2 separate regions of the Mus musculus genome follow, and region 1 is linked to region 2. A link is a loop called in an ENCODE intact Hi-C map of the cell type or tissue named here. Cell type or tissue: gastrocnemius. All regions are shown on one strand. Each heading gives the region's core, and the rest is flanking DNA. Links, peaks and the distances in the headings are about the cores only. Region 1 has its middle 38 kb from the start of Gm35992. Region 2 holds the start of Hdac4 (histone deacetylase 4).

The links. Peaks named below come from ENCODE experiments on the same cell type or tissue, not always from the same donor. Only the 100,000 strongest peaks of a DNase experiment are listed, where the experiment ranks them.
Region 1: it touches region 2 in a loop (17-fold over the local background); 3 of 42 quality-filtered maps call a loop at or near these places.

Annotation. Positions count from the first base shown.
Region 1 is chr1:92,334,124-92,349,106 of GRCm38, reverse strand. No RefSeq gene overlaps it. Among named protein-coding and RNA genes, the nearest start is that of Gm35992, 38 kb to the left of the region's middle. In gastrocnemius, for the core only: a CTCF peak has its summit at 5,632; a DNase peak (open chromatin) is centred at 5,103; H3K4me3 peaks cover 1,210 bases; H3K27ac peaks cover 2,500 bases.
Region 2 is chr1:92,171,419-92,186,401 of GRCm38, reverse strand. Hdac4 (histone deacetylase 4) reads left to right here and starts at 6,061. Exons shown (of 27, transcript NM_207225.2): 1 at 6,061-6,144. In gastrocnemius, for the core only: a CTCF peak has its summit at 5,420; DNase peaks (open chromatin) are centred at 5,494, 5,988 and 6,594; H3K4me3 peaks cover 1,795 bases; H3K27ac peaks cover 2,190 bases.

The sequences.
Region 1 (14,983 bases), core at 4,128-6,627, 160 kb before region 2:
CACCCACTCCAACAAAGCCACACCCACTCCAACAAGGCCACACCCACTCCAACAAGGCCACACCTCCTAATAGTGCCACTCCCTGTGGACCTATGGTGACCATTTTTATTTAAAATACCACAGAGGGGCCAACAGTCTTTCCGGTGGGTCAGCTTAAAGGCCTAAGGACCTCTGCAATGCGCCCCCAGAGTTTCCACAGCACCTGTCAACATCCTGGGAAGCAAGTCTTCAGCGCGTGGTGTTTTGTAAGTCCCTCATCCAAATCACAGTAATGCTTGAACCTTGAAAACAGCGTGCCACGTGGAAGGTCCAGTCACAGGTGACCACACACTTCAGAGACAGCAAGTGGCTGCGGCTGCTTAAAGTGGGTCAGGGAAGTAGGGGCGAAACTGAGTCACTCGCTGCTCGTGGACGCAGAGTTTCTTTTCAGGGTTTAAAAGAGTCCTAAAATTGGTTCTGCAGGAGGTGCAGCTGAGATCCCATGCTGAGATAGAATGGGCTGGAGGCGGGAGGGGAGGAAGAGATCATCTAATTCCAGGAAGAGTAAGGCCAGAGACATGACTCAGCAGGTGAAGGTACAGCCTGCCAAGTGTGGCAGCCCGAGTCAGGTTTCTAGGGCCCACGTGGTGCAAGGAGAGAAGTGACCCTCAGGAGTCGTCTCTCTGACGCCACACGTGTACCTCACTATGCACTGTAAGTCTATTAGAGAGGAGGGGAAACATTTTGCCCTCTGTGCTGAGAGTAGAGAAAACTGAGACCCAGCTGTCTCCTCCCAGGAGGATCCCCTGGGATGCCAAATCTGCATCTTTTGACCTTCCTTTTGTAGTTTTTTTTCCCTATGTATTTATGGTTGTCACAAGCACAGGGGAGAGAAAAGAACTGGTTTCCTTCCTTCCCCGGCTTGGCCAAATGGTAAATAAATAAATCCATATTTCTTTACCCATTTCTGTTTTCTAGTTTCTTTTGAATCTAAGGTAATGAGTTTCAGACCTAATGGCTGGGGAGCAGCTGGGTAACTCCACACATACACTAAAGCAGAAAATCGTGTTCTTTAAATGGAGGAAAGCGAGTCGCAAAGAGTTCTACCTCAATAGAGGCATTCTAGAAAAGAACAATATGATGAAGCGGTTCTATTAACAAGAGCCTACCCTCTAAGAAATACTTCTAAGGCTCTGCCGGGGGTCTCCAAAGAAAATATACAATGAACATCCGACACTGCAACTCTTCTCACTAAGACCTCCCTGTGAGTTCAGAGGCTGGGAGGGTGAACTGGCCATTGGCTTCCTGTCAGGGTCAAGTCTATCACAAGAGACAGGAAATCAGCAAGGATAGGCCCAGGAGATGAGCAGAGTAGATCAGCTACAGCAGCAGTTCCCAACCGGTGGGTCAAGACTCCTTTGCAGGTCGAGCAACCCTCTCACAGGGGTCGTCACCCAAGACCACCGGAAAACACAGATTTTTACATTATGATTCATAATCATAGCCAAATTACAGTCATGAAGTAGCAACGAAAATAATCTTATGATTGGGTTCACCACAACATTAGGAACTGTATTTATTAATGGGTTACAGCAGTAGGAAGGTCAAGAGCCATTGATCTATTACAGTGTTCAAAACACCCTCTTTCCGCCCATCCCTGAACATTGTCCCATTGGGTCCTTATCCATCCCTGATCCTAGGTCAGGGTCAGGTCAGGCAGCAAAATACTCCTGATTTCCACTCTGCCTGCTTGGGATCTGCTGTGGGCAGCTCTGGAGGCAGGTCAAAAGGTAAGTAAGATGACCTCTGGAGGACTGTGGGCAGCTATACCTTCTCCTCTGTCCCCACAGTCCTGGTCTCCATACAGCGGTGTTGTATCCTTCCTTCACATCCACAGATGACGTGAGGGACCACAGAGTCAGACAGGATGGAGATCAATCAACTGGCTTGAGCCTCCCAGCCTCTTCCCCTGATGTCTCCCTGGTGAGAGCATACAGAAGCCCCTAGACAACCCCTTGAGATTCACCTCCATAAGACATTCGAAGTTGAACCTGATGTCTCAAAGGTGACACCAGAGACAGAAGAGCTGTTGGACAGGAGATGAGCTCAGCTGGGTGGGAAGAAAGACAACTGTGTCTAGGGAAGAAAGAGTAAGCAGTGGGAAAGATGGTCACATGGCTGGTGAGCTTTGAGTGGAACCCATGCTGGCTCAGGGATCAGTGACAGTGAGCCGCAGGCAGGCTAGGGTAGTCAGTAGGGGACCCTGAGGACAGACTTGAGGTTCCACTGAGTGAAGGGAGTTGCTAGAGGGGTACACTTGGCACTGTCAGGGAACGGGCAGGATGGGGTGACATTGGAAAGTTCAGGGCAGTGCTAAGGTGGACTGCAATGCTAAGAACCGGTCCCTCTGCTGGCTTCCTGTATTCTTCACGTCGTTGACAGAGTCTGTTTCCTACCCCTATGTAGTTATAATGGCCAGTGGCTTTGCCTGGGGACCTATGTCCAGACGCACAGGTGAGGGTGAGGAATGAGCTTTGCTATTTGTATGAATCATGGAGATGAGGGCTGCTTGCTACTCGGCTCTCCTCTCTGACAGGACATATGTGAGGGCGTTAGTGGTCGCTTTGCTGTTTGCTATAACAAGACACAGACAATAGCAACCCGGGGAAGAAGAGGGTAATTTAGGCTTACAGCAGTCTGAGGGAAACGGTCACCATGGTGGGGACGGCAGGGTGGCAGGAATGAGGCAGCAGGTCATGTTGTGCCTGTAGTCAGGAAGGAGAGAGATGAAGGCTGGTATCGCTCTGTCTCCTTTGCCCCTTTTTATTCAGTCTAGAACCCAACCCAAGGGATGACCCCATCCACACTAAATGTAGGTGTTCCCATGTCAGTTAAAACCCTTTGGAAACACCCCCACAGATGTACCCAGAAGAATGCCTTCTAGGTGATTCTAAAGCAATCAAGTAGACAATGAAGATTAGCCTTTATCGTGATCAGGCATGGCGATCATAAGACCTGCAATGTCTTTGTCTCATCATGTCAGTAGCCCTGACTAAGAAAAGCTAGTACCCTAAAGCCTGTCCTGGTCTCTGTTCAACCTGACACAGAGTCTCCCATAGCTGTCAACGGGATGAATCGTCCTAATTAACAACAGGGGAAGAGGCTTGCACATGCTCTGTGGAGCTGAGTTCCACGTGTGATGTGTTGACTGAAGTGAGTGCCCTTAGCCCCCAGTAGCATCCTTCAAGAGCGGTGGCTCTCAGCCTTCCTGGTGCTGTAACCCTTTAATACAGTTCCTTGTGTTATTATTTCCTTGCTACTTCATAAGTGTAATTTTGCTACTTTTAAATGACTCATAATGTAAATATCTGATATGCAACCCCACAAAGGGGTCAAGACCTCCAGGTTGAGAACTGCTGCTCAAGAACTCGGAACTTACTCTGTACTCGCTGGGGACCAGGCCCTGCTCAGTTTCTCACACTGGTGATGAGGAGCTGAGAAGTGGGGCTGCCTTTCACTTTGCAACCCCGAGGAAGGGGCAGCCCACTTTCACAAGCTGACTGTTGGTGTCTCATAGGCTGTGTGGACCAGTGACACTCGCCTTGAACATCTGGCATGTGGACAGCAGGGGGGATGGGCAGAGTGAAGGCTTCTAAGCCACGTCTTGCCTGAAACTTGGATTCTGCCCCATCAAACCTGTGTGGTTGTGCTTTCTCTCAGTGTGGGGAGGGGCCCAGCTCCAGGCAGAGAGAAGAGGCATGGCTTTGCAGTGAGAGCAAGATGAGGAAGTAGAGGCAGGTTCAAATACCCAGAAGAAGGTAGGGAGGGCCAGTTCCAAAGCACCATGTGACCTGTGGGACCCAGTGACCTGTATTCCAGCCACAGTCTGATACTTAACCAGACCTGAGTGACCATCAGTCCTGACCCAGAATGGTGACTATCAGCCCTCCATTAGAGTTAACTGGGATGATGGGGAGTCCCATATCTTATCCAAGGAAGGAGGTATCCTTCACTCATGGTAATAGGGGTAAGGAGCTTGGAGGGCTTCTGTTAGGCATTCCCAGCAGATCTGCTCGGTTCCTGGCTTGTTCAAGACTCATAGGTCTGGCAGTTCCCATACAGTATCTGTTGGGCTGGGGACATCACTACAACAGAAGAAGACTAGCTGTCTCTGGGTCCTGGCCCCCCAGCAGCCAGGCAGGCACTAGCCCTGGGCCTCAGTGGGAAGGAAAAGTCCCTTTATCACTCTCCAGCATTTAGTTTGCCTGGATCCTCCTCCCCTAGCTAATTCCTCCACTGCTTCTAGCACACAATCTAGCCTCCAACTCCATTCTCTGCCTCAGGGGTCCTAGACCCTCTATGATCTCTGCCCACAGCCTGGGCTCTAAAGCTTGTACCATGGAGCACTGTAGCTTCTGCAGCCTCAACTCCTATCTACGTGCCCTACTCCACCCCAAATCCTCAACTCCCAACTACAGACTGAACCAGGTAGTTTGGGGTGATCAGGAGTGGGTGGAGCCCTCCTGAAAGCCTCAAGGTTGGCTGTGCAGAGGGGAGCGGCTCTTCTCATAGGCATCTGCAATTGCCTTAGTGCCCCAGGAACAAGGAGGGTGGAGCAAGAGAGAAAGGGCTGGAAATCCAGACATCTGAGGAACTGGAGAGAAGGGTGAGCCTCAGAGTCTACCAGTTTCTTTGCAAGTTGGGGTAGGTTGGCTTTCAGGGTCCTGAGGCTATTTCCACCAAGAGAGTCATGTTAGAGTGCTGCAGCCCTTGGGAACGGAGAATGGTATATGACCCCGATATCTCAGGCTGTCTTTAGAAATGAGAGCTGGAGAGCAGAAGGCTACATGTGAAGAGGGGCACTGGGCAGCCCAGGTATGGCAGGAACACACCGGCCAGGATGAGAGGTAGCCCAGCTTCCTGCTCACTGTGTGCGTGGGGCACATTAACTTCTCTGGACCAGGTCTCCAGAGGTGCACTCCAAGGGAGGCAGGGAAATGGGAGAGACAACAGTGCTCACCCACAGTCCTCACCAAGCTTGGCAGCTATGTGAGCCGGTGCTGGCATGTCCAGTAGGCAGATGGATTACAGTGGAGCTCAGTTTACTGAGTGAGGTCAGCCACTCCAGCTGTCACCCACGCCTTTGGAACTGGAGCTGCCATGAAGATGTTCTGGCAGGAAAGAGACCTATCTTGTCTCCCAACACCCAGGCTGGGCCCTCACACCTGCAGGTTGGTGACAGATTTAGCATCTGCCCTGGCACCCTCTCTCCCTCCTCTGCATTCTCTCCCCCACCTTGGTCTGCATCCTGAACATCATGGGACCAGCCCCTTGTTCTTGCCAACTGGCTGTTGTGCATGGCAGTGACCCAGCCCCAAGAAGACATTCCTGATATATTTGCTATAGAGCTTTCTGGCTGGGCAGAGGTAAGAGAGATAAAAGGCTTACATTTGAAGAGCTGGAGGTGGGAGACTGAAAGCGCATTCGAGAAGTAAGAAGACGGTCTCAGAAGGTTCTGTGTGGGCCATGGAGAGAGGGCATGAGAACCAAGAACCAAAGGCTATATTGCCCAAGAGCTGGCATCAGTCATAGGGTGGGTATCTTATGACAACACTCCAAAGGGCCAGCTGTTTCTTGCAGGAAGCGGATGGCAGCTAGGGTTCTCAGGAAAACAGCCTGCCGATGTTCAAAGTGCAAATGAGAGACATAATCAGACATAGACTCAGCCACTGTGCTTGAGGGGAGGAAACCAAGTGGGGTTAGAACAACCTGGTCTGAGGATACTGAGCCAAGGGCAGGAGAGGACAGGGCCACCATGAGGACAGGGGACACGCTTTAGGGGAATGCACTGCACTGAAGGGGACAACAGTGGTAAGCAGACAGGAATGGGTGCCAGTTCCGCTTATGAGGAGCCCTGGTAGAGAGCAGGGCTGGGTGGTGCCACCAAGGCCAAGCGTGGGTGACAGCTGGGAAGCAGGGACCCTTTCCCCCAAGCCCTGGCCACTAAGCTGCTTCTCCATTAGCATTCAGCAACCACGGATCCGATTCCTGAGGTCAGTCCCAAGGTGAGTTTGTTTTTATTTTGAATAGAGTAGCAAAGAGGAGCTTACTGGTCGACCACACTCACACTATGTCCCCACTTGAGGGCCAGGTCTCTGATATAAGACCCACTATCCAGCCCAGAGCAACTCAAAGCCCCAGCCCTTTCCTGAGCTTAGGACCTTCCAATTGCTTTCCTGGTCACTGTCTCCTGGTCATACAGAGGCCTTCTGTGTCTGTCTCACTGACATGAATGAGTCCGGGAAGTACAGCCACAGGCTATGGTTACAGTTTTTCTAGTTCTTACCCTGCATCAAATCAGATTTTAAATTCAAGCCAGTCTTCAGTAAAAGCCACTTAGATGACAGCAGCCCCTGGCCCTATGGGGGAGTAGCTGTCTTGATGCCTTGGTGACACCTTCAGATTGTGTCCTCTCTTGGTGCCTAAAAACATTACCACAGTGCTGGCTGACACGACGTGTGTGGGGTAAGACTTGAAAGGGCCTTAGTGTGTCACCTAAACCTGCCCTTCTCCGTTCCTGTCACCTCGCAAGTAGCAAGTACATTTTCAGAGACTGGGGAGCTCACCGCAGATTCAAGGATACAGAGACAAGGGGACATTTCTACAGGCGAGATGGAGAGGCTCACACAAGCTGTTTTGAAACAGCCATTTCTTCCACTGAGACTTAAAACAGGAGTGTTCAAGGATCAATAACAAGGTGGCGCCCGTCCAAACTCGGGCAGGCCACGGCTGGGTGGATGCCCTTGCAAAAGTATTTTCTGAGTAAGGTTGCTCTGGTCTGTGCAAGGCTGTGGTCTGGCAGGGCGTTCCAGGCCATTCCTAGATCAAGCACAAATGTGAGCTCACCTCCTTTAAGTACGCTTGGCTTTGTTTACTATTTGCTTTTTGTGTGTTCTAACCTGGGAAACCCCATTGATCCTATCAGTATCTCCAAGTGCAGGTTCTGAGTGGATTTCATCTTGGTCAGCATGTGGACACAGAGGAATGACAGCGAGATGGTGAGCCTCACACTGGCATGGGCACATCTGCACAGGCTGTCCCTTGGGTATGTCCTTTCCGTGTGTGTCTATGTTGGGCCCTGTGGGGAGCGGGAGGAGGTTTTCTCTGAGATGGCGACTGCACAGCATCTCTCTGGAGGAAGAGAGGATCCTTTTGAGAGAGCAAGAAGTCAAAGCACAGAACTGGGAAGAAATTGCTCAGGACACTGGGCCAATAACTGTCACTTACCTGACCCAGGTTCTCAGGACTGCTCTGCAGTAACCCACAGATGATAGCCATGGGCCCAGAAGCAACCTGAGGAGAGGAGTCTGCTTAGAGCCTTCCCAGACAGTAGGCCATTCTAGCCTAGGGCAGGTGAGGTCCTTAGCCTACTCCCTTTGCACACTCATCTGGGTCTCTTTCTATCTGTCTTCTGCCCAGAGGACCCCGTGTTCTGTGGCTAAACTAGCTTTTGACCTAACATCTTCTCCTTGCTGGTCCCTCAGTCTGGATCGCAGCAGGTTTTCCTTCCTGACTGCCTTTGTGGTCCAGTTTGTGTTTTCCTGAATAACTGCTCCTTCTCACAGCTCCCTGCCATGCCAGGTCACAGAAGCCTCAGCCTTCTTCTCCGGAGAGCAGGCCTGTGGTAAGGCAATTTCATCCTGCTTGGGATAGCTGCAGATGCTTTCTGTCTCTCCCCATTTCCCAGGCCTTGCTACTGGTTGGTTGCATGGGTCAATAGGCAACCAGACACAGATTCTAGTCCTGGATCTGCCTCTGAGACTAGGCAGCTCCTGTGACCACCCTGACCCCAACTTCCTCAGAGCCTCTTGTGTTGGCTGATGTTGGCTGGTGTTGCCACGAGGGTTACGTGAATCAACCTCACAGAGCACTGGGCAAATGCTCAGGAGCCAGTGTCCTTGCTGGAGGGCTACATGGGAAAGTGAGCAGTAGAGACAGCTGCTCCACCGTGGAACACATAATACTCCTCTTTTAAATTTTCTAAAAGCTAATCGACTGTTTATTGCCACAAAAATTAAAATGCTGAAATATAAGTAGAAATGAATGCAATTATTGTGGGAATGAGGAATGTAAATAGCCTAAGCAAATAAGAGGAGGAAGCACTCATCGCTAAGCCATCTACCGGGCAGGCAAAGACACAGACGGGAGAAGACACAAAGCGTTACCAAGATAGACTTCATAAACTCTCATCATGAGACAGCTGGAGCAGGTGTCAGAGCAGGAAGGCTTCAGGGCAGGGAGTCACCCAGAGTGCGGAGAGACATTTCACAGTGATAGAAGGGGTTAGTTCAGGAGAGCATGCAAACAGACATACACACACGAAGCGAGACCTGGGAGAAGCCAAGTGTTGTGGCTGACAGCTGTAATCCCAGCTCTTGGGATGCAGAGGCTGGAGGTTTTCTGTGAGTCTGAGGCCAGCCCATGAATCTTGTCTCGGTCAACAGAGCAAAACAAAACAAACCCCAGTACAGCAGAGCTGAGCCTGTGAACAAGTAAACACACAAGCATGGGTGGGGTTTTGCAGCTGATGGAAGGATCCAGGAGGATGCCTGAAGCCTAAGTAGACCTGCTCAGCAGCCTGACCTCTAAGTTCACCAAGTGGCACCAGAGAGCAGCAGATCCACCCACTCCGGGGAAGCGTTCTCCAAACACCTGGGATCCAGCAGAGTGTCATCTCAGGCCACCGAAAAGAATTCAGCAAATAACGCTGGGAGATTTGCTCCCCACCCGGGCAATTCTGTCTTTAAAAAGTAGATCTCTACTTGCTGTCATCCAAGGAGAAACTCCACATGCATTTGCATCTTGTAATATTAAAACAGGAATATAGGAATGAGCCCTAAAGAGCATGAACGGCAATGAGAAGGGCTGGTTTGCACACCAGGAGCATGACAACACTTTCATAAAGCCACCTTCTCACGGAAGGTGTGTCACACAACATGGCCACTGTCGAAATCCGACGTATGTTAAGGGTTCCCTAAAGTGCTAAATAATAAGCCACAGTACCATACAGAAATTATCAAACACTTGTGTCATGTTGAAAGATTTGCCAAGTCAACTTATTTATAAGAGAAATACAATCCATGCCATTGATGACTAGAGAGACAAATTATAAAACGTATTCTCTCTACCCACGACAGGGGCAAACGGAAGTCTCTTTACCTCAGGTTCCTCCACACACGTGGGGATGAGCTTCACAAGCTGCTGGTGGGCAGACGACATGACGACAGTTTGGATAGCGAATTGCTAACAATCCAGTGAATCTGAAGCATGCGCCCAATGCTATGACAATGCACCCCTACCATCTGAGAGAACATTACCTGTACTGGAACATTTATTCCTAACATCATTACATTTTGTTTAGGGACAGATACTCCTCGGGATGAGAATAACCATCAGATTCAGAACATCACAGTGTCTCCGAGGGGACAGAAGTGGGCACAAGCACACCTTTAGCCAGAGACTTAACATTGCCACTCCTCAAGCTGATTGCTAGGTTTACTGGTACATATTACTGGTTTCATATTGCTATGGTTGAATCTAGACTGTTCCCCCAAAGGCTTGTGTTTTGAAGATTTGGTCTGCAGGTGATGGCATTACTTTGAAGTCTGTGGAGCCTTTAGGAGCTGAGGTCTAGCTAGCAGAGTCTAAAAAGACTACAGATGGTTTTTGAAAAATGAGACCTGTGCCTGGTTTCAGACTTCCGGGTCTTCTACCATAGAACCCTCTGATACCGTGAGCCAAAATAGGACCTTTAACTTGACTCTGCTAGTTATTTTTTCCATAGGAGAGAGCAATACCCATTTGTCTACAACAAATTTGATTCCAGTTTCCAGTTCAGTTTGTGATGTAACCAGCCCCTCCCTGGCATGTGTTCATAGCAGCTTAGTTGGAGTCTCATACTCTTTCTTTGCAGATTTATTTAATGCCAAACTCTTAAACATGAGTTCAGAAACTGCAAAGACCCAAGAGAGGCAGTGATCTTGGAAATGGACTCAGGGACATCACTCCAAACACACTAGAGGGCTTACCTGAAGACAGGGTGTTCAGCACAGCAGCCAGCCAGAAGGAGAGCTACAGCATGGGAGAGGGGAACTGGAACCTAATTACAGGCTAAAAGAGATAGGAACTGCAATTTATCTCAAACAGTCCAACTAATTAGTGGACAAAGGATCTAAATAGAGCTTTCTTCAAAGAAGACTACAGAATGAAGTATGGGCAAAATGGAGGAAGTAAATACACATGAAAGCCACAATGTGATGTCACTTCCTGCCTGTCAAGATGGCCATTATCATCTTTAAAAGACAAATGTTGAAACTGTGAAGCCTAACCCTGTTGACCCAGATGCAAATTGTGCAGTTTTGGAAGGTGACACAGAGGAACTTTAAGCACGGAGAATAAAGAGATTGTGTGAGTCAGACATTTTGCTTCAAGATATGAATCCAAAAGACTTTTAGACAGGCTCTCAAAGAGGCACAAGCCCTCCGTGCCCACCAAAGCAAGAGTCACAATGACCAAGGTATGTGGACAACCTTATTGTCCAGCAAGGGACATGAGGATAAAGGAAGTATACTAATCTTTAGTGAAGAAACTGTTACAGGGAGAGGACAAAGGGACATGGGACACTCTTGCTAGGTCAGTGTAGGTAAGTTTCAGAGTCAAGTCAGACTCTGGAGGGTCACACCTACAGTTAGCATGTGGATTGTGTGTGTAAGATTCTGCTAAGAATGAGCCAGGGAGATGGCTTGGCAGGTAAGAATACTTGCTGCACGGGCAGAGTACCTCAAGTCCTCAGCAGCCATATGAAAAGCTGGGGACACAGCCACATGTGCCTGAAGCATAGGGCTTGCTGCTGCCAGCCTAGCTGAAAAATGTGACATCTGGATTTAGTGAGAGACCCTGCCTCAAGGGGATAAAGCAAAGAAGGACAGAACAGGAACCCCACAAATGCACATACGTATCCATTACACACACATGCACACAAACACACACTCACAGACACACACACCATACACATACCACACAAGGGCACAGGCACAGTCTGCCGGAGAGTAGATCTCATGATATTTATTCTTAACCACAAGAAAAACAAAAAGGAAAGGAGGAGAAGAGAAGAAAACACAAAGCAAAATTTTCTGTGTTGTCAAAGAGTAATACCCACCATTTTATGGAGAAAATTATGAAAAATTTCCCTCCAAAAGATCTGTCTTGGGTTTTTTTTTTTTTTTCATATCTCAGCCAAAACAACATATTCAACCGGTGGCTGTAGAAATGACAGAGAAGCCTGCTGCCGTCCATGCAGTCGGGGGAGGAAGCTTGCCAACTGGACTGCAACGCCACTATTTTTACTGAATTCTTAAGTGGAAGGCAGAGCTGGTTTTCATCAGCGTGACTCGTGTAAACACCTGACAGGTTTATTCTTGTTCTTTTAGTGAGTGGATATTTCAGATGCTCAGTCGTAGTTTCTGGCATGATAAATGCTGATGGCTAGAACCACTTGAAAGAGAAGGCTTTGTGATACTCAATCATTTTAAGAGCGGCCTGGAGCCTGGGAGCAAAGAAACTGTGCAATCTTTGAGGATGAAGGCCCCTCCCCCATCACATGACTTACAATCACCATGGACAATTCCCATGCAAGGGCCCCAAGAACTTCGTGAGGACATACCTACCACATCACAGGCTCCAGAGTGGAAATACTCACTGATGATGTAGAATGACATGGTTTGTATGGAAAGTACAGGTGTATTAAATAAAATTTTTATTTTTTGTTGAAAAAAAATTAGGAATGAATTTTTTCATTTAAAGTATTTAGGTTGGGGTTTGAGAGACAAGTCAGTGGTTGAGAATATTTCTGCTCTTCCAGAGGACCTGAGTTCAGTTCCTAGCACCCACCTTGGGCATCCTGAAACTCTAGCTTCAGAGGATATGACACCCTCTCTGACTTCCACAGGCACCTGCACTCATGTGCGCATACTTACACTTTACACATAAACAGACATTTGCACATAATTAAAATAAAACAAATCTTTCCTTTTTCTTTCTTTTTCCACTTGTTGTGTGTGTGTGTGTGATCTCAGATGTCTCAGATGCCAGACAAGACCTTCTGATTGCATAGAACTAGACTTAGAGGCAGTGAGGAACCATGTGATGTGGGTCCTGGGAACCAAAGTCTGCTCCTCTGGAAGAGTGGTACATACTCTTAACTGTAGAGTGATCTCTCTAACTCCAAAACAAACTAAATTATAACAAAATACGTAGGTGAGAAACTCCAGGCACATCTAAAATACCTTGCTGAATATTTCAAGGTGTCCAGTGCTTGCCTTCGTCCATGTCACAGAGGAGGGGAAGCGGGACCTCAAGACTTCGGGGTGTTTGAGAACACATAGGTCTGGGACTCTGGTGACTGTCCCCCACTAGCCATCTCCTACACGGAAGTCTTAAGTGGTGAACTCTCTGAGACCAATGTCACTAGGCTGTGACCTTGAACCTTAGTCCATAGGGCTGCTCCCAGGGCCCCTAGGGTAACTTTTGCCTCAGCTACTGTGAGTGGGCCCCTTATTTTGTTGTCTGGTGCTCTAACTGGAGAGGGTTAAATGTCTTTAAAGTCACCCCCATCATCAATTCGGGTACTTTTGGGCACTTATTTTCCTGCACCACTACCTCACGTGGAGTGAAGCGAGACTCAGAAATTCACCTGCTGGAAAAATCCAAAAACCCGACATGAGCAAGAAAGCTTTGATGATGGGCACCAGGGAAGTAGCAGCAAGAGGCTCCCAGTGAATGAGAAAGGAGGGCCCTGTGGGAGTGAACTGAACGGAAAGGCCTGTGGATGCTGAGGCTTGATGTCGAGTGACCAGGGTCTTCTGAGGTAGTGAGACATTCCTCACACTCCAGGACAGCGGGAACAGAAGACATTCTAATCACCCCCAATGGCTCACAAGCAGCTGCCTCGAGGAAGCTCCTCCAGCCTACCTGGGTTCTCTTCAGGGACTCCATTTCCCCAAGGTCTAGAAGACAGATGACTACACACTTTTCAGGTGGACAGAATTCAAATGTCCTTGTCACATGGTAGGAACTGAACACTCTTAGGACAACCACATATCTATGTGGACAAGGGCAGCCCAGCAGTTAGCACACTGGGCCTGTTCTTACCTCATGACCCTGTACTGGATCTCTGAGCATTTATCTACATATGTAGATGTCCACGAGTCTATCCTTGAATGGGGTGACAGTGCTAAAAAGCCTCACGTCACGACAAGAGTGTAAGACATTAGAATTTTGTGCCTTATGTCCATATCTACCTTGCCAACATTGCTGCCAGCTAGGACTCAGCCAGTTGTCATCCAGAAGATGAAGAGATGAGCTGTGGTCTGTATACACCGTAGAGAGTACTCAGCGATGGAGAAGGAACCAACTGTTGGGTCAAAACTTGGATGGTCTCAAAGGAGTGCTGATGGCTAAACAAAGCCAATCTGAGAGGTCAATGAGTGTTTATAATTCTTGAGGCAAAAAGGAATAGATATGAAAGAGATCAGGAGGCCAAAATGAGAAAGGGGGGCACTCCAGCTCCAAAGGCAGCAGAAAGGACCCACAGATGAGCTGAACTGTCATCTCTGTTGTGGATCCTGCATGTGTTATAAAGCCTGTAGAACCTCTATGTCAGGGTGTGATTCAGAGCACAGTGGGAAGGCATGGAGAATATCGTGTTGGGTCTCACACTATACAACGGGCCTGTGCGGTGGAGTTCACCCAGATTCCAAGGCCACAGCTCCTCCTAGCATCAAGATCCAGATCCACAGCTGCCAGGCTGCAGGGGAGGGTCTGTGTTACATAAATAATACCGAGGCTAGCAGGACACAGCCTCCAGCCCACCAGAGGAGATGATGTTCTACCCAGTAGACACTTGATATCTCAGTGCCCAGGGAGTGGGCCAGAGCCCCTTCACATGCAAGCTGTGTTATTTTATATGACGTCAGTACAAGTCAAAATAGCTCATGGGTGAAAGCTTGGCACAGGTCTGGAGCTGGGAATTTTGTGTTTCCAGTTTAGCAAACCCATAATGCACTTCAGGAAGGTCCCTTCACTTCTCTGCCAGTGGCACAACAGTCTCAGGTGGAGGCTGAGGGAGATACGGCTGGTAGCTTTTCACTGGGCTGGTGGACTTTCATCTTTGTCAGCTAAGGGAGTGATGGGCTTAGCCCCCCATTCAGTACCAGAACTGAACTTGATGCTGAGGTGATTCTGGTTGTTTTGTGTCAAGAGTAAGTTGTATGGATAACCATGGTGGTGGTGGTGGTGGTGGTGGTGGTGGTAGAGGACCTCCAAGCAGCTGTTCATGAGAAGCAGTGACCACCCAAGCTACAGGAACATGTGCTGAGTCACCACCCATCCTCCTTGGACCCTTGTCCCTCAGCTTACATGTTTGTTTTGAAATAAAGTCTCACTATATAACCCAGGCTTGCCTCAAACCCACTGTCCTTCTGCCTTAGCCTCGTGAATCCTGGGATACAGGCCTGCATTAATTTGCTGGGATTCCCCACAGCTGGATGGGAATGTGATGGTCTTCAGGCAGCTGTGGAGTTGTAGTAGTGGCTGAGATCTTGCATCTGATTCACAAGTTTCTGTCAGGGATAGATAGATAGATAGATAGATAGATAGATAGATAGATAGATAGATAGATAGATTCTGTCAGGGAGAGAGACAGACAGACAGACAGACAGACAGACAGACAGACAGACAGACTAGGCAACTCTGCCATGGGTGTTTGAAATTTCAAATCAGTGACATATCTCCAACAAGGCCACACCTACTACAATGAAGCCACCTCTCCCAATCCTTCCCAAAGAGTTCCACTAACTGGAATAAACCATTCAACTACATAGGGCCATTCTCATTCAAGCCTCTCATAAGTGAAGCTCTGAGGTCTAGCCCTAGAGTCCAGGAGATG
Region 2 (14,983 bases), core at 4,306-6,805:
TCGTTTCTAATACACTTATTTTAAAACTTTCTTACGTTACTCCCATGTCTTGGGAGGGGCAAGCCTTGTTTTTTGACTTGTCTGCTGGCAGGTGCTCTCGGTGAATCATTTCCTATGGGTCTTATAATTTTACATAAAATTTCACATTCTATATAAAACATTTAGGTTGTATTAACTTTTGGCTGTGAGCTTACCACGAGTGAGACTCTTGCTGGGAATCTTTGAGAACTTGGGTTGGGAGTTGAGCTACTAGCAGAAACCTCAAGACTCTCCCATGGGGACTCATTTTTGTGTCAGTGTCTGGGCCTGAGTCTCCATGCTGTAGGTTGTCTAGACCAGACCAGAGTAAGAACAGCCTGCTACTTCTCCAAGGCAACTTCTTCTGTCTTCCTATGTAGAGGGCATGCTTTCTCCACTCTGTGCTCTGTGCAGATATAAACTCCACCGCCTCCCTTGTGTGCTTTGCCCCCAGCACTTGGTTTAGAAAGACCAGGACAGTTGTTTGCCTGATGAACACATCTGTGTAGGTTTCTTCTCCCCATGTCCCTGCTGGGAGTCAAAACCCAGGGTCTTATGCATGTTAGATTTCTTATCTTTAGGTTTATTTTGCTTCTGATTGCTGGGGGTCCTCTTGATTTCTTGTTCACCTAGCTATGTCTGTTCTCAAGGGCTGTCTTCTAGGCCACATTCCTAGATATTTTGTAAGCTGTCTACTCCTCTGTAGAATCCTAGACTTTGCCCTCTTTCCATGCTGAATCTAAGAATGACAACATCTTTCTTCAATACTTGTGTCTCTATTTCTTAGAAAGTCACCTGCTGCCCATCTCCTGGACACCTCTGTTTGTGATTCTGTCTTTTTCTATCCACCATTCCTTCCCTACATGAAGGCTGGATCCCTGTGTGAACTGTGACCTCTGCCCTCTACCCATGGCTCCATTGGGATCCTCAGGTTTTGCTCTCTGTTTCTATACCAATTGACCACTTGGCCACCCATAACAATTTTTTACAACAGGGTCCCTGAGTGTTGCAAACCCCAGCCCCCTTGAGTTGCCGCATGGATCCTGACTTTGGTTTGGCTGGTCTCAGCCCCACAGTGATCTTTGGCTTGACCCTGCTCAGGTTTTCTAATGCCCTACCCACTGGCCTAGCTGTTGGGAAGTATATATACCCAGTGTTATTCTTGTCACCTTTATCCCCTTCTCCTTCTCTAGGCTGGAATGACTAGCAGATCTATTATAAAACAAGATTGTGGTCCCCAGCTGTTCTCTCAACATTTGCCTGAATGTGTTTCTGTCTTCCTTGTCAATGAGTGTGGAGACTAAGCTGGCCCAGGGTACTGTCCAAGCCAGCCTGCTTCATCCTTCTGGCAGAGGCCTGTCTCTACTTCAGAATGGTTCTGTTGGGCTTTTTCAGAGCCCAAAGCCTGCCTTTCATGTTCCCACAGCCACATGCTGGCACAAGGAGTCTGGGGTGCCAAGGGGCAGTGCACCTCTAGGGCCATAGCTCTTCTTTCAGAACATGTTCTACATCCTGGACCATGGAATTCCATCTCTAGGTAGCCTGTGCTGTTTTGAGGGCCACCCTTCAGGGCAGAGAAAACTGGAGTGGCCCAACTCAGAAAGCAAACAAAAGGTCATGACATCAAATCCCAGGCTTACAACATCCAGCAAAAAGTGACAACAGAAGTCCACTTAAGGAATCCAGTCAGAGTTCTCAGAGCACAGTGTCTCCTCAGGTAAGGCTTCCAAGTAAACAGACAAATAGCAGCAGCTTGATATCATCAGGTCGGGCACACTTATCCAGGAGAAACTGACTGTGTAAGTCGAAGCAGTCAACCAGCATTTTCAATTGAGAGAGTCTAAGTACAAGTCCTCATCATGGAGGAGCGGCTACTTTCTCTTCCCTACTGCAGGCATTTTCATATTGTGGGATAAACAATAGTAATCTCTGTTGTAAATAGTCTACCTTCTAGCTGTTCTCAAGGACACAATGTCTTCAATGCCCTTAGTTCCTTGCTGTTTTCCCTTTCTGTGTTACAGAGCCAGAGAGCAGCCTGACCCAGGACAGGGGGTTTAGAGGACACTTGACATAAACATGCTTGGGTCTGGAGTGGAGGGCAAACCTGCTTCCTACATCAACTTTTCAGTGAAGCTCAAACAACACATGACAACTCAGGAATACAAATTGTAGTGAAAAAAAAACTCCACTGTTAATATAAATCATCCTACTTTTATTACATTTAGTGTGTGTGTCCTCATGCATGCATGTGCATGCCATGGCAAATGTGGAGGTCAGTGGAGAATTTGCAAGAATGGGGTTTCTTCTTCACGGTGTGGTCTCTGGGATTGAATGTAGGTCCTCAGGCTTGATAGCAATCTTTTTTACCCGATGAGCGTCTTGTAGAACCCAACCATTTCATTTTCTCTTTTCTGTGAATCTTTAGCCAGAAGTTGACTGACAGCCACACTAACTAGAATAGACGTCAAGAACTGGAATCACTGGTTGAAAAAAATACAAAATTTAAGGTTTCATCTGTGTGTGTAGTTGAAAAATTATCTAAAAGTTTCCATCAGGTGACACTTAGTGACGGTATAATGTGTTTATTTCTTCACTTTTCCTTTTATCAACAGATAAAGTGTTGCCTTTCTCCTGTTATTAAGGAATAGAACATTCTGTCATGTTCATTGGGCGTTCCTTCTTTTGTTTTCTTGTCTTTGCCTCTGCTTGTTTGGCTTGGAATCTGGTCCTTGTCTCGGCTTTGAAAGCCTCCTTCCTGTGAAGACCAGCCTCTAAGGATGATGCAAGCCTTGCCCTGTTGTAAAGCTCATTTGTGTCCAGATGCCTCAAAAGTGAGGCAGCCACTTCCTGCAGTGCTGTTTTCAGGTAAAGCCTGTCTGAGAAAGGCGTAGCTCTTAACTCCAGTGAGCTTTGAAAGGGAGCTATCTTCATGCAAGCCGTATTCCACACCCCATGTGCCTGTCTTCTTTCCCTTTGTAAAGCTCTACCCCTTGCTTCCCACACCGCCCTTTGCCACCATCCAGTAGAGTACTCTTCTGGTTTCTGGCCCCCTGGTTCCTGGGGGTTCTGTTGCTGTCTGGTTTCATCACCAAGCTACTCACATTCATCTGCCTGTGGTTTGCTTTTATAATGCTGAGTAGTATTCTTGGGTATTTCACAACCAGGGTTAGTCTATTTCTCTGCTTATTATGTTAACCATTTTCAATGAAGCCAAGTGTTCAGTACTTTCTTTTATGATTGTTAATGATATGCCTGACAGATATGCCCATTAACAGTTTTTTTTAAAGTATTTTTTAAATGCTTAGGTATTTCTCTTCTTCATGAGATAGAAATTCATTATTTTCAAATTATTAGCAGTTTGCATTCCATCTTCTTTTTCCACTGACTTGAAAAGCCATCTTCATTACTTTTTAAGTCTCTAGAGGATTAATATTACAAATAACTAACAACTGGTCCGTCCTAGGCCTTGGCTCAGAAGGCTGCTCACCAGTGACAGATGGGACAGACAGGTCCATCAATTTCCACCCCAAAGTCTATTCATTTTCTGGGAGCAATTTTACCTTCATTCTTCTTCTTGACTGTTCTTACCTGCTCATCTTTTCAATCATGCCACTCTCAGTTGCTTTTGAAGCTATACTTAGGTATTTACAGTATTCTCTGGTTGATACAACTGGGAATTTTCTGCTATGTGTTCTAAAGTCATGTGTTTAACCCACATACTCAGTGCACATTCACTGCTGCTGTTAGTATGTCTGTAAGTTTTTTCCTTTCTAGGTGGCTAGTGATCAAACCCAGAGTCTTGAGCATGTATCTTACCACCCAGCTTAGACTGGTTCTACTTCCAAGTTCTGAGATCCTGGGATTATAGGCGTGCCCATTTGGCTGAGCCTGACCTCTCTCCATATTGGGGAGGAAACGAAGTCTTGTTTGTGCCAGTCAGGTGTGCTCTATCTTTAGTCGGAAAGTAGTTTTTGTGTTTAAATCCACCCCCCCTTTTTTTATTGGATATTTTCTTTATATTTCAAACATTATCCCCTTTCCTGGTTTTCCCCCTCCCAGAAACTTTCTATCCTACCCCCCCTCCCCCTTTTTCTATGAGGGTGTTCCTCCACCTACCCATCCACTCCCACCTCCCCACCCTCGATTCTCCTACACTGGGGCATCTATCCAGCCTTCATAGGACCATTGATGCATGACAAGGCCGTCCTCTGCTACAAATGAAGCTGGAGCCATGTGTACTCCTTGGTTGGTGGCTTACTTCCTGGAAGCTCTGGGGGGTGGGGTCTGGCTGGTTGATATTGTTGTTCTTCCTAAGGTTTTGTGTTTAATTTTTAATTGGTGGGCTTCTACTAATTCTTGGGTGTTTTTGTATTAGAGGTCTGTTTTTATTTCTGATCTCCTGGTTTCTAACACCAAGCCTCTGTCTGAGAATGGGACTCTGTAAAGCCCTATAGAAACCCTGGTGGTACTGGGGTGCCCTTCCCCTACTCTTTGTTTGCTGCTAGAGCTTTTTCTATGTACCAATCACAATTCTGTGAGGTCTAATCAGCACAGAGCAATACTCCCCCGACCCTGGAACCGAACCATATCATTTCAGAGTAACTGCATCTAAGATTATATTCCAGCACTTTCTCATGGCACTTTTGTTTAGGGTTGTCTTTACTCAGTACTCACCAAATCTGTGATTATTGCATGTCTTTATCCTTTCAAGTACTTCTGAACTTCATGTTTCATCTAAATGTTAGCAGGCTGCAGATCCTGCATTATTTTGTATGTAAATTTGGTAGTGTACTTTTCTATAAGCAGCTGCACTAGCACTCCTAAGTGCGGTCATTTTCTTCTGCTCTTTTCTATTCCACAATTCATCCCTTGGCTTCACAGCTGAGCTATCCTAGAGTATGAATTTCTCCCAGTGAATGAAGCTTTCTAACTCAGTATTACCTTGAGATAATGAAAAGAATCTATTGCTTCTTGCGAATTGTTTTACCTTCAATTTTCCCCCAGTCATGGAACAAAAATGCTATTAAATCTCTACTCAACTCCTATCAGGCAAGGCCTAGTAAATAGGTCAGCATCCTAGGTCAGGCCATGTAGGGTGGACCAGATGCTCTTGTCTTCGTTTTGGATGTGGGATTCTGGAAATATCATGGACACAGGATGAGAAATTGCACTACTCTCCTGATGAAAGGAAATGGACCCAAGGGAGCCAGAAGGATGGCCTTTCACGCCCATCCACATTCGTGAACGCCAATTATAGGCGCTTGGCCCAGGTCTAGAAGAACCTCAGAGAAGGGGTGGTCCCAACAAACCGGGACGCCGTGGCGGCGAACCAAGAATACACCTCCGCAACAGCAGCGGTCCCAGAACCCCCAGTTCCCACGGCCACGCAAGGCCCCACAGTCACAGCCGCACCCCCAAGCGGCGCGCCTGCCCCGGGGCAGGGCGGGGCCCGCCGCGCCTGCGCACTCCCTCTGGGCTCGGCGTCCCCCGCACGCAGCCCACGTGATCTGTGCCTTGCCTAAGATGGAGGTTGCCGCCAGGCCCGGCCGGGCCCTCGCCTTAGTCTGTGCTCTTCCGCGCCCCCTTAGAGCATGAGACAGGCGCTCAGGCACACTGTATTGACCCGGGCAGCGCCGCGGGCTGCCAAGGAGGTCTGTCCACGGCTTCAATCAGTTCGCGCACCAGCTCCCTGCTCTTTCTAAAACAGCAAAAGCTCTCAGAGCGGGCGCCTGGAGAGTCTTCGGTACGCCCCGCTCATTAGAATTGACAATGCTGGGAGCCAATGGGGTTTGGAACTTTTGAGAAGGGCGGACGAAGGCGGAGCCCCTTCGCAGCGCCCGCGAAGCGGGGCTGGCTGTTGGGCTATTGTGGGGCGGACTTAGGACTCTCGGACCAATGGAAGGGCGGCTGAATTCTTGGAGGCGGGGCCGAGCCGTAATTGACGCTTTCTTCATTAGAAACCAGGCAGGGGGCGGCGCCCACGGGGGGAGGTGACGCAAAGCCGTTGTAGCCAATGGCTGGTGGGCCGCCGACGGGAGGGGCGGGGCTGGGGCGCCTGACGGGCGTAGGGCGCGGCCTATCCCCGCGCGGCTCTGCGCTCGAGGGGGAGCAGCATCATGGTTCAACGTGGGTCAATTTTTTGTGAATGAGGAGGGGAGGTTGTGGGGCCGCTGCCGCGGAGCACCATCCCCGCCGCCGCCCGAGCCCGAGCCCGCGCGCCTGCTCGCGCCGCCGCCGCCGCGCCGCCTCACGCCCGGCCCGCTCAACGCGGCTGCTGTCGCCGTCGCCGCCCGAGCCCGCCCGCCCGCCGGCGGCGGCGCAGGCTGAGGAGATGCGGCTCGGAGCGCCGGAGCAGGGCTAGACGCGGCCCGCCGCCGCCGCGGTAAGCCACCGGCCGTCATTGTCCGCGCCGCCCGGTTGCTGGCGGCAGGTGGACGCCCGGCCCCGCCGAGGCCTCGGGGCCCTGCGCCGCGGGCTGGCGGGCGGGAGAGCGGCCTGCGCCGGCGGGCGGGCAGGTGGGCGCGCGGGGGCGGGGGCCGGGGCGTTTATGTAACTTTGTCAGCCTGTGAGTTTGCAGAAAACGCCCCTCGGCGGCGGCGGGCGGCGGGGCGGGGGCCGCGGCCGGGCCCGGACCGTCGCTGGGCTGGCGAGGAGCTGCGCTAGCCCCGGAGACGACCGGTGTCCACCCTGAGCGAGGGTTCCGAAGGCACAGCTTGTAGCTCACACAGCGGGAGTCGGTCGGAAAGGCCGGGTGTGGAACCCGTGTTCTCCTTTAATGCACACCGAGAATTTGTTAATAACTTGCAGCCGCTGATAGCAGTGTTTTGGTTATTGCATGCTGTAAATTGACCTGCTGTGACACGATTTTCAAATAAAGCGTCGCAGAAATTAAACTTAAGTTATTTTAGAACTAATGACTTTCTTAACTAAATCCTAATTGCATTACTGTAGAGACCTACCTAATTGCTTTCCGAGAGCCACTCTGCCTGCCCGGGGAGGAAGGAAAGGCCTGTGTAGTCACTTTGCCTCCCTGCTTTTCTCTGCTCAGGCTTTTCTGTCTGTTCCCACAAACCACCTAAGCATTTAAGGCCTGCGAGTATTAACGTGTAAACAGCCATGGCCCTGTCGCACTTTGGGGCTAGGGGGATGCTGGCGGCTTGCACCTTGACCTGGTTTCGGTTTTTCCTCCGTGATATGATCGAGGTTGCCAGGAGTTTTAATTGCTTCTGATAATTCCGTGCATTATTTCAGGACCGGCTTGATGAAAGCTAGTGTAGTGGTTTCAAAATCCACCCAGAAAGAAGGTGATGGTGGTGGTGGTGGTGTAGGTAGGTGTAGTGCTTGTGGAGAGGCAAGGAGGTTGAATTAAGAAAACTCAGCTGCTTGTACACAAATATACACTATAGCAGTTACAAGGCAGCAAAAGTTATTGCAGAATTTTGCAGTCACTATGGCAACACAATTACTCCATTATAATTGGAAATGCAAAATGCCACCCAGTTAGAAGTTTCATCAGGATGGAGTTTTGGATATCAAAAAATATGTGAGATTTAGTTAAAAATTCTCATTTTTTTCCCCCAGGTAGCTTTGCAGCTCTAGTCTAGGTTCAATTGTCTATTTTTAAGACCCATCCGCTTTCCCAGATCTGCCACTCCTCGGGATCTGTGGCATCTTTCCCCAGAAGAACTCCCCGTTTGTGTGGGAGGGAAGTATTTTCATGCTTTAAAAACACACACCCGACACACTGTAAGACTTCTATGGTTTTCTGTGTTCTGGCTTTTCTTTTAAAGATCAAATGCCTTCCTGAAGAGCAGTAATCACCCAGAAGAGGCTGGGTTTGCTAGAAGGCAGAGGTAACACTGCCCCCTTTAGGGGTCTGCAGGCTGCTTACAGGGTATCTGGGAGCCCTGTGGGGGAGAAGAATGACTGTGAACTGCAGACGGGGCCTGGATAGCCTAGAGACCAAGGACAGATGTGACCTAAGCAGCCCTAGCAAGAATGTCTGTGGTTAGCAACATCAGAGAGCTGTGCAACATATAAAGCCCCCAGATGGCACCTTCTCAGAAGCTAGGGGCTGCTGCTGGTGAGGTGGGCAAGAGAACATAGCACTCTATCTTCCTGGGGCTCCTGGCTCCTAGCTTGACTTTGCTTTCAAACCTGTGTTAGGAGGATGTCCCTCTTGATGTTTACCAGAAGAGCTCTGGTGCTGGAAGTTTCCACACGTCGTGGGGCTGCTGCAGCTTAATTTCGTTAGAACTCTTTCCTTTTAACTACTGCATATTTTTGCCCAGTAATCGACTTCCATTTTCCAGCCTCATTGTGAGGTTTCAATGCAGCATGAACGGCTTTGAATTCCAATCCTTTGATGTTGGGGGTGGCACCAAAGGAAAGGCGACTTTGTGCCGTCCTAATTGCCAGAGCAGAAGAAAATTTCATCACTCCTGTCAAGCCTTGTCCATGCCATTTTCTATTGAAAACGGCTGGTTTTTCAGAACTCTGAAGCTGCCATAAGTAATACATTAATACCTGATGTAGGGAGCCAGGGAGATGCAGAAATGAGAGACACCTGCTGCACGGGAAGATTGGGGTGGCGTGGGGGGGCTCAGTCCCAGGACCAGGGCTTTTGATGTCTCTGGGCCCTGGGGTGACTATGCAGGCTTCAGAGGGTGAATCCAGAGTTGAGCTCATGTCCCATTGGTTGTAACCCAGTCTTGGGGTAGGGGCCCCAAAGAGATTTTTGGAGTGGCTTTGTCTTGGTCTCCAGTGACCATCCAGTGTCCTGCTGCTCAGCCAACTCTGGGCCTTAAGTGTGACACTGACCTTTGAGGTGCAGGTGACGGAGGGGGGCAGAATCAGAAGTGCTGCTGCATTTGAACAGACCCTAGTCCATTTCTGCAGAGTGCTCTGAGCTGTCAGGAGGTCAGTTGTTTGCTCTTGGGCTCATGTGAGTGAGCAGGATGGGCTTTGTTTAGGGTGGAATGTGGTCTGGCATCTGCAGCTGCTCTTGGCTTTGCTGCTGCCCTTGCCTCTCAGACATGCCTCCGTACTTCCTGAAAGGCCAGACTGGGGTCCACACAAATGGACCCCACTGAGACCCTCCATGTAACTGGACCCGGTTAGAACACTGTAAGGTCCTGAGTAGATGAGAGTGTCTTCCTTCCCTGGATCAGGAGATTACACAAGTCAGTAGCAGATGTTTAAATGAGCACCCAGTAAGAGCCATGGGCCATTCTTTGAGCACTTTCCATCTTCGTCTCCTCTATTGCTCCCACAGCTACAAGAAATAGGTGATGCTACACACCCTTGATAGCAGGGATGTGAGAGGAATGGCAGCCTTGAGTCCCAAAGGCTGAGCCTTTCTTTACCTCTGCTTTGGGCCCAGGATGAGCCTGTGTGGAAGGTTAGTGTTATTGAGTTGTTTGGAAGAGCACAGCTACTTTGAGAAGATAATTTGGAATACTTTCCCAGTATGGTGTTAGGTTGTCTGCCCTTCTGAGCTGTCACCGCTCTGGGTTTCATTTGAGTCAGAAAAGTGACTTTAATGTCTTCGTTGTGCCTTCTGTGTAATGTTGAAAGGCTCTGGGTTCTATCTATCCCGAGTATCACAGAAATCAGAGCAGTCCAGTTGGCTGGTGGTTGTTACAGCCTGTTCTTGCTTGCTTGAGTCTTGAGAAGTTCCAAGGCTGTGCAAGCAGGCGGTGATTGGCAGCAGACAGCCTATGGTCTGTGCCCATTTCTCAGAGCTGCTTAGTGCTACTGGTAGTCTTACTTACATGGGAAATTTTTATTGGAAGAATGTAACCACTAACTGAGGAACTACAGCACTCAAGTGTTCTTATCCTAAAACCAAGACAGTGCCTTAAGAGAAAATATTGGCAGATTTAATAGTAAGAAGAAAATCTTTGGAGAAAGACTCTATAACCAAGATTCAGAGACAAGAGAGAAAAAAAATGTGTAACCTATTTGGCCTCTGTGAGATTAATAGCCAGTATATATAAAGAGCTTTTGCAAACTAACAATAAATGGATGAGCTTCCCTGTTACAGTTTTTAAGGCATGCAGGTAGGCAGATCTCCACAGCTAAGAGAAAAGACTGAGCGTAGCTAATAACCCAGTGTATGGGAGATTACATCTGTGCCCTTTGTATTAGTGAGATTGATAACAACACCCACAACTGTGATAAGGATATGGCTTCCTAGAGTTTAACAAGTTATATGTAACAAATGCTTAGGCTGGAACCTAGGCCCATAGGAAGCACAATGTAAGCATTAGGTATACACACATTTGTTCTATAGAGAGAACAATGTATATTATCATACAAAATATCTAATTTCTCTCCAGGGAAGTATCAAAGATTTAAATGGCCGTTCATTCAAGAGGCAGTTCTGAATCCTAGAATTTATTCTAATGACTGTGGTAAGCACATTGACACCCAAGTACTTGCAAGACACGGGCTCTGCCATCTGCAGAAGCACAGCTCTGTGAGTACCCTTGTTGCTGTAGGTAACCTCCCGGTGCGTGGTACACAGAGGCATTTGGCCTAGAGCAATCTGTAGACTGACTGGCTTTCTGGTTTTTAATGAGTTTCCAAGGTGATATTGATGGCCATTGGGATATCAGGAAAATGAGGCCTAAGAGACCATCGTTGTGTTTATTCATGTTGGCGTTGGTTATATATACATTTTTGCAGTATAGAAAAATTTTAAAATGATGTAATGGTAATGTTAAAACAATTTATGCCACTTTAAGTTTTTTTCACAGGAGAATAAGCAGGTCCTTGGGAGGCTGATGATAACATTTAGTGTTAGAAGAATCTGAGACTGTTGCTCTGAGTCACTCCTAAGCTCTCCAAGGTGGGGCTTGCCTCGTGGGTCTGCTCTGCTCTGGTGCAGTCCATGCTGCAGGCATTTTCTAGTTGACCTCTATGAGAGCGGGTCTCTGCCTACTACTCCATGCAGGAAATCCTGTCAAGGCGTCTCTAGAAGACCCAGAGAGCATGTGAGCCCTCCCCTCTGGCTTCGCAGCCCTCACTCAGGGTCTTTGCCTCATTGCTGAGCTTCCAATCTGGCCTGCTTTGCGTCCCCGCTTCCTCTTGGTCTTCTTGGCCAGGGCCTTTGCACATGCAGCGCCCATTGCATCTGTCTTCCCCAGTTCTTCGGTTCATGTCCTCCTTTCAGTTTTCTACTCAGCTTAGCTCAAAGGCCTTCTTACTCCTTTTTCACGTTTTCCAGTTGTGCAATTTCATAGTTTATTGTGACATTAGTTGTTTAATGTCATTTCTTCCTGGCTGAAGACCTTAAGGAGTCAAAAGGCGGGGAGTGCCTCATGCCTGAGTTGTGCCTGGTCCTTGGCAGCTCAGGGACCTGATGAATAGGTGGGCAATGCAGTGTAGGCCTTGGAAGCAGAGCTTGGTGAGGACACACGCCCAGACCATTGCCCCCGTGCTGTCTGTTTGGGTTCTGGAATTGCCTGTTCTCCTCTCAAGCATCTGGGAACTTCTTCTGATTGGAGATTACATGCTGTTAAGTAGATCCATAAATACAAGTGAAGTGGGTTCTGTGATGTAGCAAGGAGTGAGGAGCAGAAAGGGCTTACATACAGCTGCCAAATAGCAAATGGGCCATTGTGCATTGCCAGGGCAAATGCTCCCAGCTTGTCCCTTGGGTGGGTGGAGGGGGCTGACTGTGGTATTCAAGGTGGCAAGCTGCTGCTCCTGCTAAAGACATTGTCTCTGTTTATTTTAATTTGGAATTAATAGCATTACTTAATCATTTCTTACTTAACCTCATAATTTTAACATGATCCCTTAATATGGTTGCATACATAAACATTCTAGAGTCTGCTCTGTTTAAAAGTGCATGTTGGGCTTTGTTAGTTTACTGTTGTCTGTGAAGTATTCTGGCTGTGCGAGTCAAGAGCTTTTGTTGGATTGATGTTTAAGCTTGAGACAATAAATCATCTATGGCCTGAAAGCCTGAAGCAGCATTCCAAGTGGGAGTGCTGTCCCGATGGTGAGGGACTGGCGACTCCTTCATTGGTTTTATAGGCTGCTTTTTTTTGCTAGAGTAGTTCTTTTTGAAACAGAAGTTTTTCTGCTTCCCTTACCCCTGGTCTCTGGTGTTGAAGAAGGTGGTGAATATTTCTAATGGATCTGTTAGGTCTTTTCTAAGTATTCATCCTGCACATAAGCCCGGGCTATAGTTTCAGATTAGGCTCAGGACATGGGACTCCATTGAACATCTGCTTTGTGGCTGGCACTGTCGTCTGAAGATCCCACCCCTCCTCCTTACCACTGACCACCAGAAAGATACACAGATGCAGATAGGAACCTAGAAGGAGCAACAGACATACAACAGGTGCATAAGGTTGCCATTCAGAGAACCAGGGTGTGTGAAGCATGAGGTGGGAAGGCTGAGAGAGTTCCCTGTGGCTGGGGTGGTAAGGGGCCCAAGCAGGTTGGCAGGGGGTGGGGGAGCATGTGCTTGATAGTGAATAGGTATGGTCTTTTTGAGTCAGAGCAGGGTGGTGGGACTGCATTAGGGTGGGAAGGCCCTCATGGTGGAATGATGCCGTATTCCAAGCACTGCTTAGCTGCAGTGTGTGAGCAGAGAAGAGCTGGGTATTCTTGGGCTGGCTGCATGGGGCTTGTTCTTGTGAAGGACTGCTGTGCCTTGCAGCGCGGTTATCTGTTGTCTAATGTGGCTGCATTCCCTTGGTTCTGTTTCTTATGCCTATGCCTGGCAGTGTTGGTGATGTGCTTGACCATCTGAGGCATGTTGAGGCTCCTGGGTATCCCATGGTATGGCTGGGCTCTCCCCAGAGTGTGTGCTAGGGCTAGGGTTTAAGCACTATCATGGAGGCCCCTTGTGTCAGGCTTGGTCACTCTACTCTGAGGCTGGAACTGCAGACTGAGGGGAGGGGGTTCACTCCTTTGAAGTTGTGTTGCTGAGAGCTTTCTCTGTGGCCCATCCAAGACCTCTTAGAGAAGAAGCTTATTCAGGGGAGATGCTTGTTGGGAGCCAGTGGAGGAAAACCTCACCTTGACATCGCCGTCTGCATCAAATCCCAGGACTATATGCCATTGCCTGCCAGCCCATGCTATTGCAGTAATGTGGCAGTGAGCAGATCAGCAGACTGTGACAAAACACATAACACAGTCCCTGCTCTTCTGCTACCTATGGGGCACCCTTTAAAGTTTGCTCGTCTCTGAACTCATGCTAGGACCCTGTCATTTGCCAGTTCAGGTTTGGACTGTGGCCTCTTAGTATGGTTGACAGGTTAGGTCTAAGTTACTCTTGGCCTTTAAAGAGCTTAGGAAGTAGTTGGTAAATGCCACAATGGATAAGGCTCCTTTTGCTATGGCATTTCTGTGAGGTCCGTACTGGGAGGACTGGCATTGGTGGTCTCTGTTCCCTTTCTGTGGGACACTTCTGTGCAGCTCCTGTGTTCTTCTTTGCTTCCCTCTCCGAGCTGGAGGGACACATTCAGGTCTGCCGAATTTGTAACTTTTCTGGTGAGCTCCTTTTCCAGAGCAGGCTGTTGCCTTTCATATTTATTGCCCTGCACATTTTGCAGCAGCCCCAGTGTCTCCTGCAGGTGTCAGTTGAAGTGGTAGCTGACCTGAAAGGTTTGTACTTTGCTACCCATTGAAGTCCCCAGGAAACATGGTTGGCTCTTCTTTCCAGCAGCTGACATGGAGCAAGCCACAGTGCTGGGCCATGTGGAAGACGGTGTTGGGATTTAGAGTTAGTCAATAGTCCTTCTCAGAGAAGAGGGCTTCCTCTGTCAGGGTAGAATGTGATCATCATTTGGGTGCACTTTGGTGGCAGTTTTTCAGAATCTGAGTGGGAATATAGTTAGAGGAGCAAAAGAGGCTGACAGTGGGACTTTTATTTGTCTGAGGTGCCTTGTCTTCTGGCTCCTTGAGTGGCTCCTTACAGGTGTGGGGATGCATGCATAGCTCTGCTGATTTTGGCACTGTCTGCCTGGGGAATACGATAGTGGTTCTGAAGCTGACTTTCCACAAGTCTGGAGTGTTGGAGACAGATCATGAGTGTTGAGTCAAATCTGAGCAAAACTCCCTGTTTGACCTTTTCCTGGCTAGCAGCATTGCATGGTCTTGGTTCATCTCATGCCATCTGTAGGATGGAGGGAGAATTTCCATAGAATTGCTCATAGAAGATTCTGGACAAGTGGGCTCCCTGAGGCCTGGCCTTCATCTTGCTGTCTTTTTATTCTGTTCCTCATCTTATGGTGCTCACAGTTCTCTTTGCTGGCAGGCCTCTGGGAGGAATAGAGTTAAGGGCAGAACATGCCACCTGCAGAGGTGTTTGTTGTTGGTGATTAGGCCTTTGATACAACTGCAGGACTTTCTGAGGCCCAGTGCCAGCTTAAGGTGTTTCTGTGCCTGCATCTGGTTGGGAGGCCTCCTTGCAGGACCTTTGTGTCATTTGGGAACAAGGATGTATCTATCTTTGCCCTTGCAGGGACTATTACTTAGATTGTGGACTTGAGAGCTTAGGATAGTTGTTACTGAAATGCCATGAGCCTATCAGGGCACTACTCTATGGCAGTCCCTTCTTACACACAGGGCCTGGCCTATGGTTGTAGGCATCTTGTCAGTGAGTCTACACATCTCTTTGTACCTGAGCCAGTAGTGCTGCCCTGTCTCCAGGAGGGGCTGTGGAAGTGACCTGATGGCCTTTTTATGATAGATCTCAGTTGTCACCAAACTACCTGGTATTGTGGAAAAGAGCAGTTGTGTGGTCCTTTACCATACATCCAGTTGCTAAGGGTTTTCCTGTTCCCTTGCCTTCTGGGTGGTTTCCACCCCTCTCTTCACTGTTTGTCTTTGATAGGAGCAGGAATCACTGTCATTCTGGCCAAGGTAACAGTGACTGGAGGGAAGCATCATGACAGTATGCTTAGGATATAGGTGCTGTAGGCATGTAACAGTTTCTGGTCGC